Regions from separate parts of the Homo sapiens genome. Here all the other regions are linked to region 2. A link is a contact called in ENCODE Hi-C data. All regions are on one chromosome and are shown on one strand. Each heading gives the region's core, a stretch centred on a gene start or an enhancer-like site at or near the end of the contact. The rest is flanking DNA. Distances are from core to core; before and after follow the strand shown. Region 1 has its middle 3.7 kb from the start of MIR4457. Region 2 has its middle 330 kb from the start of ICE1. Region 3 holds the start of NDUFS6 (NADH:ubiquinone oxidoreductase subunit S6).

What was found. A loop is a pair of places that touch in the nucleus more often than their neighbours do. Pooled maps may share reads with other maps.
Region 1: a map with no recorded cell type shows a loop between it and region 2 (19-fold over the local background). The contact joins two enhancer-like sites. A Hi-C loop is called at or near these places in 9 of 37 single-sample maps with no recorded cell type and 4 of 50 pooled maps.
Region 3: a pooled map shows a loop between it and region 2 (6-fold over the local background). The contact joins the promoter of NDUFS6 here to the enhancer-like site in region 2. A Hi-C loop is called at or near these places in 9 of 37 single-sample maps with no recorded cell type and 5 of 50 pooled maps.

What each region holds. Positions count from the first base shown.
Region 1 is chr5:1,310,995-1,315,246 of GRCh38, reverse strand. No RefSeq gene overlaps it. Among named protein-coding and RNA genes, the nearest start is that of MIR4457, 3.7 kb to the right of the region's middle. RefSeq lists an enhancer at 2,150-2,219. Within about 2 kb of position 2,151, at least 3 of the 41 ENCODE cell types and tissues checked have a DNase peak (open chromatin) inside an H3K27ac peak, as active enhancers do.
Region 2 is chr5:5,749,251-5,753,929 of GRCh38, reverse strand. No RefSeq gene overlaps it. Among named protein-coding and RNA genes, the nearest start is that of ICE1, 330 kb to the right of the region's middle. RefSeq lists enhancers at 860-999, 1,150-1,209. Within about 2 kb of position 2,234, at least 3 of the 41 ENCODE cell types and tissues checked have a DNase peak (open chromatin) inside an H3K27ac peak, as active enhancers do.
Region 3 is chr5:1,800,157-1,804,978 of GRCh38, reverse strand. NDUFS6 (NADH:ubiquinone oxidoreductase subunit S6) reads right to left here and starts at 3,572. Exons shown (of 4, transcript NM_004553.6): 1 at 3,430-3,572; 2 at 2,605-2,658. The coding sequence starts at 3,561. It also overlaps a transcript of MRPL36 not described here. RefSeq lists enhancers at 3,193-3,332, 2,776-3,763, 3,943-4,072, 4,133-4,182.

The DNA of each region.
Region 1 (4,252 bases), core at 902-3,401, 4.4 Mb after region 2:
TCCCCCACGGTGGAACTGCAGTGTCCTGATCGCAGCTGGTGGGCTCCGTACCTGGGCAGGATGGGCTCTACTGGAGCAGCCAGTGTCCAGAAGGAGCTTCTGTCTCTACCCCTTGGCACTGGCCACTCATTTTATAGAAGAGATTTTCTTTAGACCAGAGTTTATTAGAAAGCCAAGGAAAATGAGAACACGTCCCCCTGTGAAGTACCTGCCACACATAGCCCTGTTGAAGCCAGTTTGGTGGCTGTTGGGTCTTTGGCAACGAGATCAGTCTGTTGGCCTCGGCCCCGGTAAGCCCCACAGGCCAGGGGTCTGGAGGAAGGATGGGGTGCAGCCTGCGATAGGTGAGGCTACGGAACCCTGACGAAGCAGGGGCTGTGTTCGAGGAGTGATCCATGCGGAGGAGGGAAACCAGGAGGAGGTCTTGGCGTATACCACACTGCTTACCCCTTTCCTGAAGCAGGCACAGGACCCAAGGGGGTGTGGCGCCCTGTGGCCCACCATGCTTTCAGAGCAGCAGCCTCTGCAGAGACACTGGTCCCAGAAAAGCCACCGCCTGAGTGTCCCCCAGCCACGGCCACCATCCCCACAGCTTTCATGCTTCAAGCAGCATATTTGTTCTCTGATGGTTCTGGAGGCCAGGAGTCCAGACCAGACCTCCCTGCGCGGCCACTGGGGTGTGGGCAGGCCCTGCCCTCCAGGGGCTCCAGGTGCTCCGTTCCTCGTGCTCTCCACCTCGAGAGCTGTGCTCCTTGCATTCCCGGGCTTGTGGCCTTCTTCGCCTCACCCTAACCTTTGCCTCCGTGGTCATATCCCTGATTCTCACCCCGACCCTCTGTGGTTACATCAGTCCCAGACGATTACCCAGCATCATCTCCCATCCAAGATCCAAGTGTGATGGTGGCCACCGAGTCCACTCTGGCACGTGGGATCACATCCGCGGTTCTGGGGCTGAACCGGGATGTCTGGGGGGACATGCCCACCTCCCCCTCATCCTGCCATTTCCCTTGTTGAACCTTCAGTGTGATGTCCCAGTGGCTTCTGTCCTGCTGGCTGGACTCAGCTGGTGCACTGAGAGGCAGACACTTTTTTTTTTTTTTTTTTTTTGAGACGGAGTCTCGTTCTGTCACCCAGGCTGGCACTGCAACCTCTGCCACCCGGGTTCAAGCGATTCTCCTGCCTCAGCCTCTCGAGTAGCTGGGGTTACAGACATCTGCCACCACGCCCGGCTCATTTTTGTATTTTTAGTAGAGATGGGGTTTCACTATGTTGCCAGGCTGGTATTGAACTCCTGACCTCACGTGATCTGCCCGCCTTGGCCTCCCAACGTGCTGGGATTACAGGCATGAGTTGCTGCACCAGGCCGGCAGGCACTTTTAAAAAACTTGTTGCTATACAATTTCCACACAGTGTCATGGCAGATGCACCCCGTGCAGCTCAACAAGCCCTGCATGCTTCCAGACTCCAGCACCAAGCACCCGAGTCAGGCTACAGACAGACCCCGGCCCCACGGGGCCCTCTCAGTGGAAACCAGGCGGGTGAACCCAGCCCATGGGTCACCGGGTCCAAGTCCCACACATGAACAGTCATGCTGGGAGCTCTGGTACCCAGGTTCTCGGGCTGGGCTCTGTCTGGCGTCCATCTGTGTTGTCGCAAGCGGTGCTCATTGTGACTTTCTTCCATGTGGCATTCCATGGCACGAACCGGGGCCGTTACGGATCAAATCATGCACGTGGCTGTGCCTGCCTTTGGGCACAGACCCAGGGGGGACATGGCTGTTGTGGTGCATGTGTGCTGAGCTCCAGTACATGTCACCCGTGTTCTAAGGGGTCTGTGCCACTCTGGCTGTGCACTGTGGCATGTGAGCCCCATGGCATCACCCCTTCTCCAGCACACAATGCTGCTGTCTAATTTTAGCCACTCTGGTGGGTGTGTAGTGGAGCCTTTTCGCGGTTTAAATGTGCATTTCCCTGCTGACTAGCGGCGTTGAAAACCCTTTGTATCCTCACCAACCCTCTGGGTGGCTTCTCTTTGTGTTTTCTGTTTCCTGTTCCCTCCAATCACACCTTGCAGAGCTGATTGTGCAGGGCTGGCTCACTGAAGCTGCCGTGGCCACGGACGGTGAGGCTGAGACCATTTCCTCCTGTCTGTTGTCTAAAATCATCCCCTAAGGCATTTGTGGATGCAACTGATGAAACCGCCTAAGTCTGCGGTTTCCTTTGTGGGATATTTTTTTCACTACTGTTTTAATTTTTGTAACTTCTGTGATAATAATACCATGCAGATTTTCTATTTCCCCTTGATGTTTTATTATATTTTGTTTAAAGAATTTGTCCGTTTGACCTAAAATGACAACTGTCTTTTTTTTTTTTTTCAAGACAAGGTCTAACTCTGTTGTCCAGGCTGGAGTGCAGTGGTGCAATCTCAGCTCACTGCAGTCTCAACCTCCCTGGGCACAGGCGATCCTCCCACCTCAGCCTCCTGAGTAGCTGGGACTACAGGCACACCTGGCTAATTTTTGTATTTTTAGTAGAGGCGGTTTCACCATATTGGCCAGGGTGGTCTTGAACTCCTGACCTCAATTGATCTGTCCACCTCAGCTCCCCAAATTGCTGGGATTACAGGCCTGAGCCACCATGCCCAGCCAATTTTTGTATTTTTTTGTAGCAATGGGGTCTTGCCATGTTGCTTAGGCTAATCTCAAACTCCTGGGCTCAAGCAATCCACCACCCACCTCGGCCTCCCAAAGTGCTAGGACTACAGGTGTGCACCACTGCGCCTGGCCCAAATATCAACTGCCTTGGCATGACATTGGCATAGCACTGTCTTGATTTACGTGACACCTGTGGCAACGTCTGCTTCTCCACCCCTGTGTGAGCTTGTGGGGGCGGCCACAACAAAGCACTGTGGCTGGCAGCTTCAATAGCAGACATTGGCCAACTCAGTTCTGGAGGCCACGGTCCCAGATCAGGTGTGGGCAGGACTGGCTCCCTCTGAGGCTGCGAGGGATGCTCTGTGTCAGCCTCTCCTTGGCTTGTACATGGCCGTCTTCTCCCTGTGTCCTCACATCATCTTCCCTTGATGCCCGTCTGTCTCTGTGTCCAGATTTCTCCTTCTTATAAGGACACCAGTCACTGGCTTAGGGCCACCCTAATGACCCCATCTTAACTAATCACACGTGCAAATATTCTATTTCCAAATAAGGGCACATTCTGAAGTTCTGGGGGTTAGGACTTTAACACGTAGATTTTGGGGAGGACACAGTACAATCCGTAACAACTTCTTATGAGATCAGAGGTGGGACTTGGACCCCAGACCCAATTGAGGACTAGCTGAAACACAGCCAGGGCGGAAGCGGCTTTCCATGAGACACACCCACCAGTGTTTACCATTGCCGTGGCAACCCCCAGGCGTTACCACCCACTTCCATGGCAATGACCCCACTACACAACGGTTACTACCCCTTCCCTAGAAATTTCTGCATAAACCGCCCCTTAGTCTACATGTAATTAAAAGTGGGTACAAACCTGACTGCAGACCTGCCCTGAGCTGCTGCTCTCAGCACACCACCTATGAGGAGCCCTGCCTGGCAGGAGCAGCCCCGGGGCTGTCACAACACCTGTGGGGAGCCCTGCCCTGGACGCATTGACTTCGGGAGCCCTGCCCTCAGCGCGCCGCCTGTGGGGAGCCCTGCCCCACGGGAGCAGTCCTGGGGCTGTCACACTGCCTGACCTGTAACCCTGCTGCTTCCATACAGCTGTTTCCTTCCACCCTACTGAGGCAGGAGAATAGGGTCTGGAGGCAGGGAACCTAAGGCTGATTCACGCTGACTTCCTAGAACGAAATCAAAAGGAAAACCCCAACTTTCCATGCCCAAGTTACCAAAGAACCAGAAGCTATTCCCTTTGCAATACCTCCCCCTTTTTTCTGAGTGGCAGATGAAAAATTGAAAGTACCTCTGATGAGTCCCCTCCTGCAACCAATCAGACTGGTCGTGGGCCAAGTCTTCATTTGTATGGGAATATAATGCTGTAACTTCAATTCAGCCTCTGATTGTTCGCTTCCCACAACCAAGCCAACCAACTGTGGGTCACTACTTCATTTACATAGGGCATACACCAAGTAACCAATGGGAAACCTCTAGAGGGTATTTAAACCCCCAAGATTCTGTACCTGGGCTCTTGGGCCACTTGCTTGAGCCCACTCCCACTCTGTGGAGTGTACTTTTGTTTTAATAAATCTGTGCTTTTTT
Region 2 (4,679 bases), core at 985-3,484:
CAGCATCACTACCTTTGCATTTTGGGGCCGTTCTTAAGTAAAACAAGGGTGACTTGAATATAAGGACTGTGATACCACAACAGTCAATCTGATAACTGAGATGGCTGCTATGTGACTACCAGGCAGGGAGTGTAGACAGTGTGGATCCACTGGACATAGGGAGGATTTTTGTCCTGGGCAGGATGAGAAGGATGGTGAGAGATTTCATCATGCTATTCAGAAAGAATTTAAAACTTATGATTGTTTATTTCTGGAATTTTTTATTTAATATTTCTGGGCCACCGTAGACCTATAAACAAAAAATAAAACTTTAAGGCCCCCAATCATCTGAGTGGACCTCTCCTCTTGGCCAAGGGCATTCCAGAGTTAACCTGAAAATCTAGTTCAGGCCATGATGGAAGAGGGGGTTGGACCTAACCTCATTCTACCCTTCCAGCATGAACATCAACACAGACTTTAAGTCTGATAAGAAACATGTACAACCTATTCTCTCTGAAGCCTGCTACCTGGAGGCTTCATCTGCATGATAAAACCTTGGTCTCCACAACCCCTTATCTTAACCCAGACATTCTGTTCTACTGATAATAACTCTTTCAACCAATTGCCAATTAAAATATGCTTACATCTATCTACGACCTGGAAGTCCCCCCTCCCACCTTCGAGTTGTCCCGCCCTTCCAGATCAAATCAGTGTAAATCTTACATGTATTGATTGATGTATTATGTCTCCCTAAAATGTATAAAAGCAAGCTGTACCCCAAACACCTTGGACACATGTTATCAGGACCTCCTGAGGCTGAGTCACTGGTGCGTCCTTAACCTTGGCAAAATAAACTTTCTAAATTGACTGAGATATGACTGAGTTATTTTGGGTTCACAGACCAAAGGTAACTGAAAACACAGAAGTGAAACTGCAAATAAGTGGGTGCTATTATATCTGTGTGCAGACAGGGAGGGGAAAATTAAGCACAGGTGAACATACACATGAAACAACTTGAGACAAGCCTGGAAACTAAAATTCCAAAGCACGTGAAGAAAGACAGTCCCAGTGATGGAAGTCTGAGCTCCACAAACTCACTAAAGAAAGCATTCATCCCAAAGAAAGTGCAAGTGAGAGAGCAGTCTTCCAAAAGAGAGAGTGGCATCCAAAGAGACAAAATAAGAGCAATAGAACAGAAAGCGAACACAAACCAAGTAGAAAGAGACTATTTAAAGAGCCAGTTAGAAAGTATAAAAAAATAAATTTCAACAGGGTAATTAATGTGTAATAAGAATAAGGTGTTAGGGAATTAAAATGTTGTGGTGGCAAATATCCAAGTCTCATGGCCCCAAGTATGTTACCAGTGGAAGGTATCCAAGTAACCGGCGGTGAGTCTGTAGAGCTCTGCAGCAACCTTAGTTCTTGCCTCCTCAAAAGAAAGAATTCAACTGAGGGGCATAAGGCAGAAGAGGAGACCGGGACAAGTTTCAGAGCAGGAGTGGAAGTTTATTTAAAAAGGCTTTAGAACAGGGAAGAAAACAAAGTACGCTTGGAAGAGTCCCAAGTGGGCACTGAGGTCAGGTGCAGTGTTTAACCTTGACCCCAGGACTTTGTAGGCTTGCCCCTTTCCCATGATTCTTCCCTCAGGGGGGGCATTATTTCCCAGATGCACGGTGTCCTCCTTAGCCTTGGGAAGTGAGCACAGGCAGTGTGTTTAAGAAGCTGTGCACATGCCGGTCTGAGGCTTTCTTCCCTTTTCCTGTGGAGTGCCCCGAGTGGGTCATACTCCGCCATTTTGTCTCTTCATGCACATGCCCAGGAAGTTACTTCTCCCAGGCGCCTGCATTCAATGAACACTTTACTGCAACAGCTGTGGGGTATCAGTAAATGGCCTCTCCCTGGCACACGCTGACAATTTATCACTTTTAGAGAGGCAAAGTGATCATTGTCGAACCATCACCTGACATTCCTAGTGGATGAGGGAGGGCCCTTTCCTGGCCTGCTCATGCTTGTCTAAATACCTGTAACAAAAGACAGCACCAGAGTACTCAACCTGAATTACAGAGAAATTTAGAACAAAGAAAACATAAAAATGATCGTAAAAGAGTAAGGATAAATTGAGAAGCTCCGACATTCACCTGGAGTTGGAGTTAGATGGAATGGTGAACAGGCAACATTTGAAGAGATAGTGGCTTAGAATATCCCTGAAGTAAAAAGAGACATAACTTCACAGGTGTTTCCTGGGTGTATGTGCAACAGGGTAAACTTTCAAAGTCTGTATCTAGTTACGTCATAATGAAACTGAAGAATATCAGGGGTAGAAAGAAACTTATAAAAGTTTCCAGGAGATAGAAAAAAAAACAGTTAACCCACAGAAGACTGATAATTTCTTAACTAAATATTAAAATTAACCGCTGCCTAGAAAAATCCATTAAAGGATTAAGTATATCAATTAAAAGATTTAGTTCATGCAGATAGCATAATTATTCATAATACAAATTGAAGCATCCCGTTCAAAAAAGGTAATTCCAGGCACAACCATAAACAAGAGTTTATGGTTATAATAAGAACCATAAACTCTTATCACTAGAGTATATCTTTGAGTTCTGTTCAACCTCTTCCTCTGTCTACACTTTAAAAGTCTGCAAATCTTTGGATTTGCACATGAATAACCCTCAGATCTGCCCTTTCAGTCCTGCTGCCTTTCTCCCCACGCAAATACCTGTGACCATCTCCTCCACTTCGATACTCAGCCCCACTCAAGGAACTCTTCAAGCAGTAGGATAACATCATGTGAGGTGCCTTTTTTTCTTATCTTGGTGAATGCTATCTGCACCCATTGCACAGTACTAACACACTATCTTATGATTTATCTACATGGTGCAGCAGTATGTTCCTTCAGTGTAAAGCAAAACATAATTTTTATCTGATATTGTATTTTGCAAGCAAAGCCTCAAATAGTTCATTAATTGTTAAATAATTATGTAGATGGCTTGAAGATCATTTTATAACGTGCACAAATGTTTTGCAAATTTTCCTTTATAAGTTTAAATGTTTTTTAATGATATTGGGAGGAATCAGTGGGCATTTCTGTCGGGCTGGGGACATTACAATTTTCCCAATGTAAAATAACAAAACGTAGTCTTCTGCTTTCGGAAAATTCAGAATTAGTTTAGATTTGTGTAATGAAAGTTACTTGGATTTGCAATGCAGTCATTATTGCAGTCACAACTGATTTTTCACCTTCTGGTTTAAGATCTTGTTATGCAACAATACAAGAAACTCATCTACAGAAAGCTCTGCAATGAAACCCGTATTGTAAGAGGGATTCGGTGACCCAACAGAGTGGGACTAGCACACCCGTTGCTTCGGGTCTGACCCTACCTGCCTCTTCATCTGTGCACCATTCCTCTCCCACCCCTAGGACCAGTTCATGCAACTTGAGTTTGTCTGATCAGTCATGATTTTAAGTAGGATGAGAGTTAGGTCCTGCATGTGAGGATTCAGTATTGAATTATACTTGCAGCTTGGACTAGCATGAGGGTTCTAGGTCCTTTGTTCCCTTGACAATGTTGAATTTTACCTGAGCCTTGTGATCCTGAACAATAGTGATAATTGAAGAAACCCTCCCACCCTCTTTTGTCCTGGGAAACAGTTTATTGCAAAGAATCACTCTTCTCTGTGTAACGTATACAAGACTCACAGTTGCTCCCCTGTATACCTACGGAAAAAACAGACACAGATCCTTCAAATTCCCATTCCTTGCCTCTTAAATAATGAGCTGAACTCTTTGCACTCACTCACCAATCTGAGGAAAATACCTGATCCACCAAACTTCTCTCCTTCTCCAAGGTCTCTATACTTCAATTTATCCTCCATCTGAACCAGCAGACAATCTCTCCTTAACCACCTCTCTCAGGAATCAGTTAGAGAAAAACACTCCCTGATGGATTGTGCCATCACACCACCTACTCTCCTAAAGCCAGCTCTTTCTAGCCTAATTCACTTCTTTCTATAAAAGAAGAGTCTTTTCTGCTGACCTCTGAGACAAGTGCACATGTTATGGCCAGAGCACACTCCCTACATCAGTAGTTCCCCTCCCTTCATTGAAACAGTCCCTTTGGATAAAAAGTCTTTCTTTATCTAGTTCCAGGTTTGTTCTTATTTGACACCATGTACTTAAATCTTTATATCTGAGTTCCTGGATCTAGGCTTTTATTTCTGAAATACCCCCAGGGTCAAAAATCATGTCTTTAAATTCTGAGCTTGGGAGCCAGCACTCATTCCTCTAACACCTAACAGTGAGGTCAGACACTGCCTCAGCTTGGGAAAACTGTAGTCCCTGTTTCCTGTCAGCCTCTGACTCCACGGGATGCTGCTACCTTACTTAATTCCTATAGTCTCAGTGTATTCTTCATCATGTGATAAATACTTATTAAGTCACGCAGGTGAATTCACTAGGCTAACCTAGGCTTCCTCCTGAATCTTGTCGCTGTGGGCTTTCCTACAGTGTCTACCTCAGCCCAGTGAGTGGGTATGACCTCATATTCTAGCTTCTCAGAGTCTTCTCAATTCCCCTGTATCTCAAAATTTGAAAAAAAAAATCATCGCAGCACTTCTATTTTAAAATAATGAGGGAGTACTGGGGAAGAATTTTTACAAAACTCATGGAAGCCAAGACATTTTATAGGGTTTATAAC
Region 3 (4,822 bases), core at 2,323-4,822, 4.0 Mb after region 2:
GCAGAGGGAGGGATGAACAGGCAGAGCACAGAGGATTTTTAGGGCAGTGAACTCGGTACAACACTGTCACAGTGAATACATGTCATTACACATCTATCCAAACCCTAGAACATACAACATTAAGAGTGAACCTGTGGACTTGAGTTAGTAATAATGTATGAGTATCAGCTCATCAACTGTGACACAGGCAGCACACTAATGAGAGATGGCAGTAAACAGCAGAAACTGAGCTGGGGGGCTGTGAAAACCCTACTTTCTTCAGTTTTTCTGTAAATCTAAAAGTGTTCCAAAAAATTAAGTCTCTCAGAAGCCAAACAACTACTACTAAAAATAGTACTAAACACCAAATTTGTGTTGAAAGAAGGAAAGCTTGGGCAGGATGCCCACTCATCATGTTATCAACATGCCTTGAACCTCCAAGGTGTGAGGCCAAGACGTGCCCTGGACACTCAGGATGCTGAATGGGGGAAGGCACTGGAGGCTAGGCCGGCTGGAGCGTTGAGGTCACAACCAGGACGCCCTGGGTGAGCTGCCGGTCACAGACACTACTATCACACTATCCCGTACCCACCCCTCACTGGCTTCGCCAATCCTGATTCTGTTTGGTTTAAGTTGTTTCCCACTACCCTATGCTACACCAACCAGAAACCAGAAGCTACACAAAGAATGTTCAGCAGAGAGGCGTTTGTGACAGGGACCCACATACTTGCTTCGTCACTACAAGAGCTGAGATAGGGAGCTGGGCTGGAAGCCAGATTGCATGAATGAGCCCAAGGGCTTCAGGACCAATCTGCTCCAGAACTGCTCAATCTGGGGCTCCTACCTTGCCCCCACGACCGTGCCATAACACCCACAAAGCAAGGATGTAGAGTCCAGCCACTACCTCAGTAACAACCACCCATCGATGCCCAGGAAACCTCCGTCACCACGGTCACTGCCAAAAGAAACCAAAGGGCCTGCGAACCCTCCCCACATCCATCGGTTTCTCCCCTTCTCCACGGTCACCACTAAAAGAAACCATACCGCATCCACACTAAGAGAAACCTCCCCTTCTCCACGATCACTGCCAAAAGAAACCAAAGGGCCTGCAAATCCTTTCAACATCCATCGGTTTCCACCTTCCAAATGTCAAGTTCATATACCTAACAAGAATGCCCAGGACAGCCTGCACACGGAAGAAATGTCCCATTCGCAATGCCATGAGCTCCTTTGTGTGAATCACTGGGATACAGCATTGGAGAATGTGGCACATGGAACAGATGCTTCTACTGGGAATACACTAACAATTCAAACAACAAACAGAAAAGGGTTTCTGAGGATGGAGAGAAAGAGCACTTACCCTATACACCACTTACTCGACAACTGACAGTGTGATATCACTGGAGACTTATGATTCAATTAAAAATATTCACATGGTTCCATTTCACAAATGAGAAAACTGAACCCATGCTGTGATTCAACCTCACAATTTTTAGACTGCAAGTCCACACAGCTTCTACTCCGAGAGGCAAACCCACCAGACACAAGCCCCTCTCCACCACCATGATCCTGGTAGACATCACTAATCAATCATGGCACACTCTTCCACTGAATGTGCATCAGGCCTCAGGATCTTTCTCAACCCAACACTCAAGTGGCATTGCCAAATAATCAACCACTATAAAACAAACTTTTCTGACACCCACCCATCAAACCACACAACAGTGAACCAGCTGAATTTTGAGAATGTGAATTTATAGTCAATTCATGATCATGTGAGCTTTTCTGGAATGCCCTGTAGCTCTGGAATAGACGTACAAAAACTACACACTGGGAATGGATAACGTAACCAAGATTGAAGGAGAAGGGAAAATACATGATTTAGGGATAGCTACGGTGTTAACAAGAAGAACACCAGGCTAACCAAAGTGGGAAAAAGAATGAATAAGGTGGCTGTGAAGGACACTTCACAGCATCCTTCAGGAAGCAAATTCAGGAATCATGGAGGCATGCCTGATCTAATTACGAATTCAGGAGCTCATTGACATGAGTGATAGAGAAGGAGTCAGGTAAAAAAAAAAAATAGGCTGATTTAGGCAGAAGGATTCTAATTTCAACATTCTTTCTCCAGTGGTCACTCACAGGCACCTGAACTGATCTTCCCTTACAATGCATAGAGCTAACAGACCCACTAAGGGAAGAAAAACTCATGTGCCATTTTCAGCTTGTCAGTGTAAGTCCCTGTAAAAAACACACACTAATTTATTTGGTGAAAACTATAAAAAACACACCTCCAGGTGGTTAAAAGAATAATTTTTTTAAAGTTGATATGATTTACTTAAATCTGAGAGTCTCAGGAGAATAAGGGACAAGAATTTTAAAAAAGATCACTTCCATTTATATGCAAACCAGAACTACGGCTACAATGTTATGTATTTCAGGGGGAAACAAGTCAGAAATAGACACAATTAAGATTTTAAGAAAGGAAGAACCCCATCCAGAACTGTTAGGGTGCTTGCAATATGGGGAAAATTTATTTAAATCTTATATATTAATTTTTATTTCTTGTTGGTTACATAAAAGTTTTAGGAAAGCTTACCTCTCTTCACTAGATTTTTTACTCACCTCTTTCTGACGACCTACAAACCGAATTCTCCTGTAGTCTTTATCATCATAAACCTGGAAAAAAACAAAAAGACCATGTGTGACTTTTACGGCCTAATTCTGAAAGTCACTTCATATCAATCATAAATATTACAGGAAAGTGTTTTTCTTAACTTTTAGGCCATTGATGAAAAGTCAAACAAGTGCACAGTACTCGGTGTAATCAGGGGCATTTTTAGCGAGATACCTGGGATGAAAACGGGTGGTCACCTGGATCAGAGAGCAGCACAGAGACATAGCCCGGGAAGGTGGAGCTAAGGAGGAGAGACAAATCCTGACCGAGGAGAACCGCCCCCAACCTTCTTTGGCATATGGCCTGAGAGCTTTACTATCCCCCCATTAAATCTACTAGGGCACATTCCAGTATACACAGGTACCTTTGTTCTTCATTTTGGCTTAGGGCTTTTTTGTGCCTTGGACTACAACCGACTTCTCAGGTTACTAAAATTTATTATTGAATATTACACAAATTCTAAACGTTCTGACCCAAATAATCGGCTGCCACAAATCGCCTATGGGCAGCCAGTCCACAGCAAGTGCTGCCCGCTGGGGAGACTTCCCGTTCCAGAGCCCGCAGGCCCTGGAAGGACGAGACCCACCGCTACAGGCTGCCACCACCGTCCCGACTCGCGGGCGTCCTCCCCGGCGCGTGAGCGACAGCACAACCTTACCACGACCTGCGCTGCCGGCGCAGAACCAGGGCCGCGGATGCCCGGCGAGCCCACTGCCACCAGTCGCCCGAGGTGCGGCTGGAGGAAGGTGCATCCTGTACCCAGCGGCCGTTACCTGGCCAGTGTGCGTGACCTTCTCCCCGGTCGGCGAGACCCGCACCCCGAAACACCTGGCGCCCAGGGGCAGGCTCCGCGCCGCCTCGCCACACCGGTTCAGCAGCCGGCAGAAGGTCATCGCCGCCGCCATTTTGCGCCGCTGGCCTTTGACCCGGCGCAACGTCCCGCTTAGCGCTAACGCATGCGCACGGCTTCTGGCGGCGCCAAACACCCGGTATTTATTTCGCCCTGGGGGCGGGGAGCGCGGGTCGGGGCAGAGGGTGCGCCGGAGCTGCTCTCTGATTCAGGTGGTCACCCGTTTTCATCCCAGGTATCTCGCTAAAAATGCCCCTGATTACACCGAGTACTGTGCGCTTGTTTGACTTTTCATCAATGGCCTAAAAGTTAAGCGGCCCCGTTGCGCCGGCAGGTGCAGCCTCATGCAGTTGCAGCCGCAGGCTAGAGCTAGGGCCCTGATGAGGCAGGCAATGGTGTGCGAAACCTTCAGCGATTAGGAGTACCCAGTGGTTCTTATTTAGCGGACAGGCAGGGGAGGATGTAAACTGAAAATACATTGTTTATATTCTTATGGTAACCGATAATCATGAGACATTTAAATATCAAAATTATTGGGTGAAGGAGTCAACTGCTTAGCAGACGAGACTGGAAGTGCATTCTCCTCGTTCAAGGCAAGCGTTCCTGTGTGTGGTTACGGGGAGCCGCAGAGGAAACGTATATTGGGGATTTCTGCAACAAAGCCTAGTACACCGACTGATTTTACAGCATGCAAATACAGCCTCTAAAAAGGCCCGTTTTGCTTAGAGTTGACTTGGGTATAAATCCCAGCTTAAGCTCCAGCATCCAGCTTTTCTTTTGCTGTGGTCAGAGCCTGAGGACCACGTGACTCCAAGAACAAAACACTAGAGATGGATGAGTGGCGGGGAAGATGATAAAGAGGAGGAAAGGCATGAGAAACAAGAATGCACATGAAAACCTCCGGTCCCAAAGATGTCCCAGCAAACGTGGTGGTCAGAGGCAGATTTGTCCTGGAGCTGATAAACTCCAGCGGCCCGCCCGGTGTTCGCCGGGTCAGGTGGAAAAAGTGGGCGCTGCGATGAAGCGTTGGGGCCTGCAGGGAGCGCGGAGTGGACGCAGCCACGTCTGCAACTCACCCGGACACACACAAAAAGGAAGGCGAATGGAGTTACGGGTAGATACCTGAAAAGGCAGGGATAAGCGAGCTAAGGGTAGAATCTAGGTGGCAAGTATATGGGTGTTCACCGTACAGTTCTTTCCCTTTTTCTCTATGTCCGAAGTTTTTCATAATGTTGGGGAAAACAGCCGTAACCAGTTGAAACTACTGCCCGTCTCCACTCGTTTCCCGGAGCCTGTTTACATTTCTCCTGTCCACT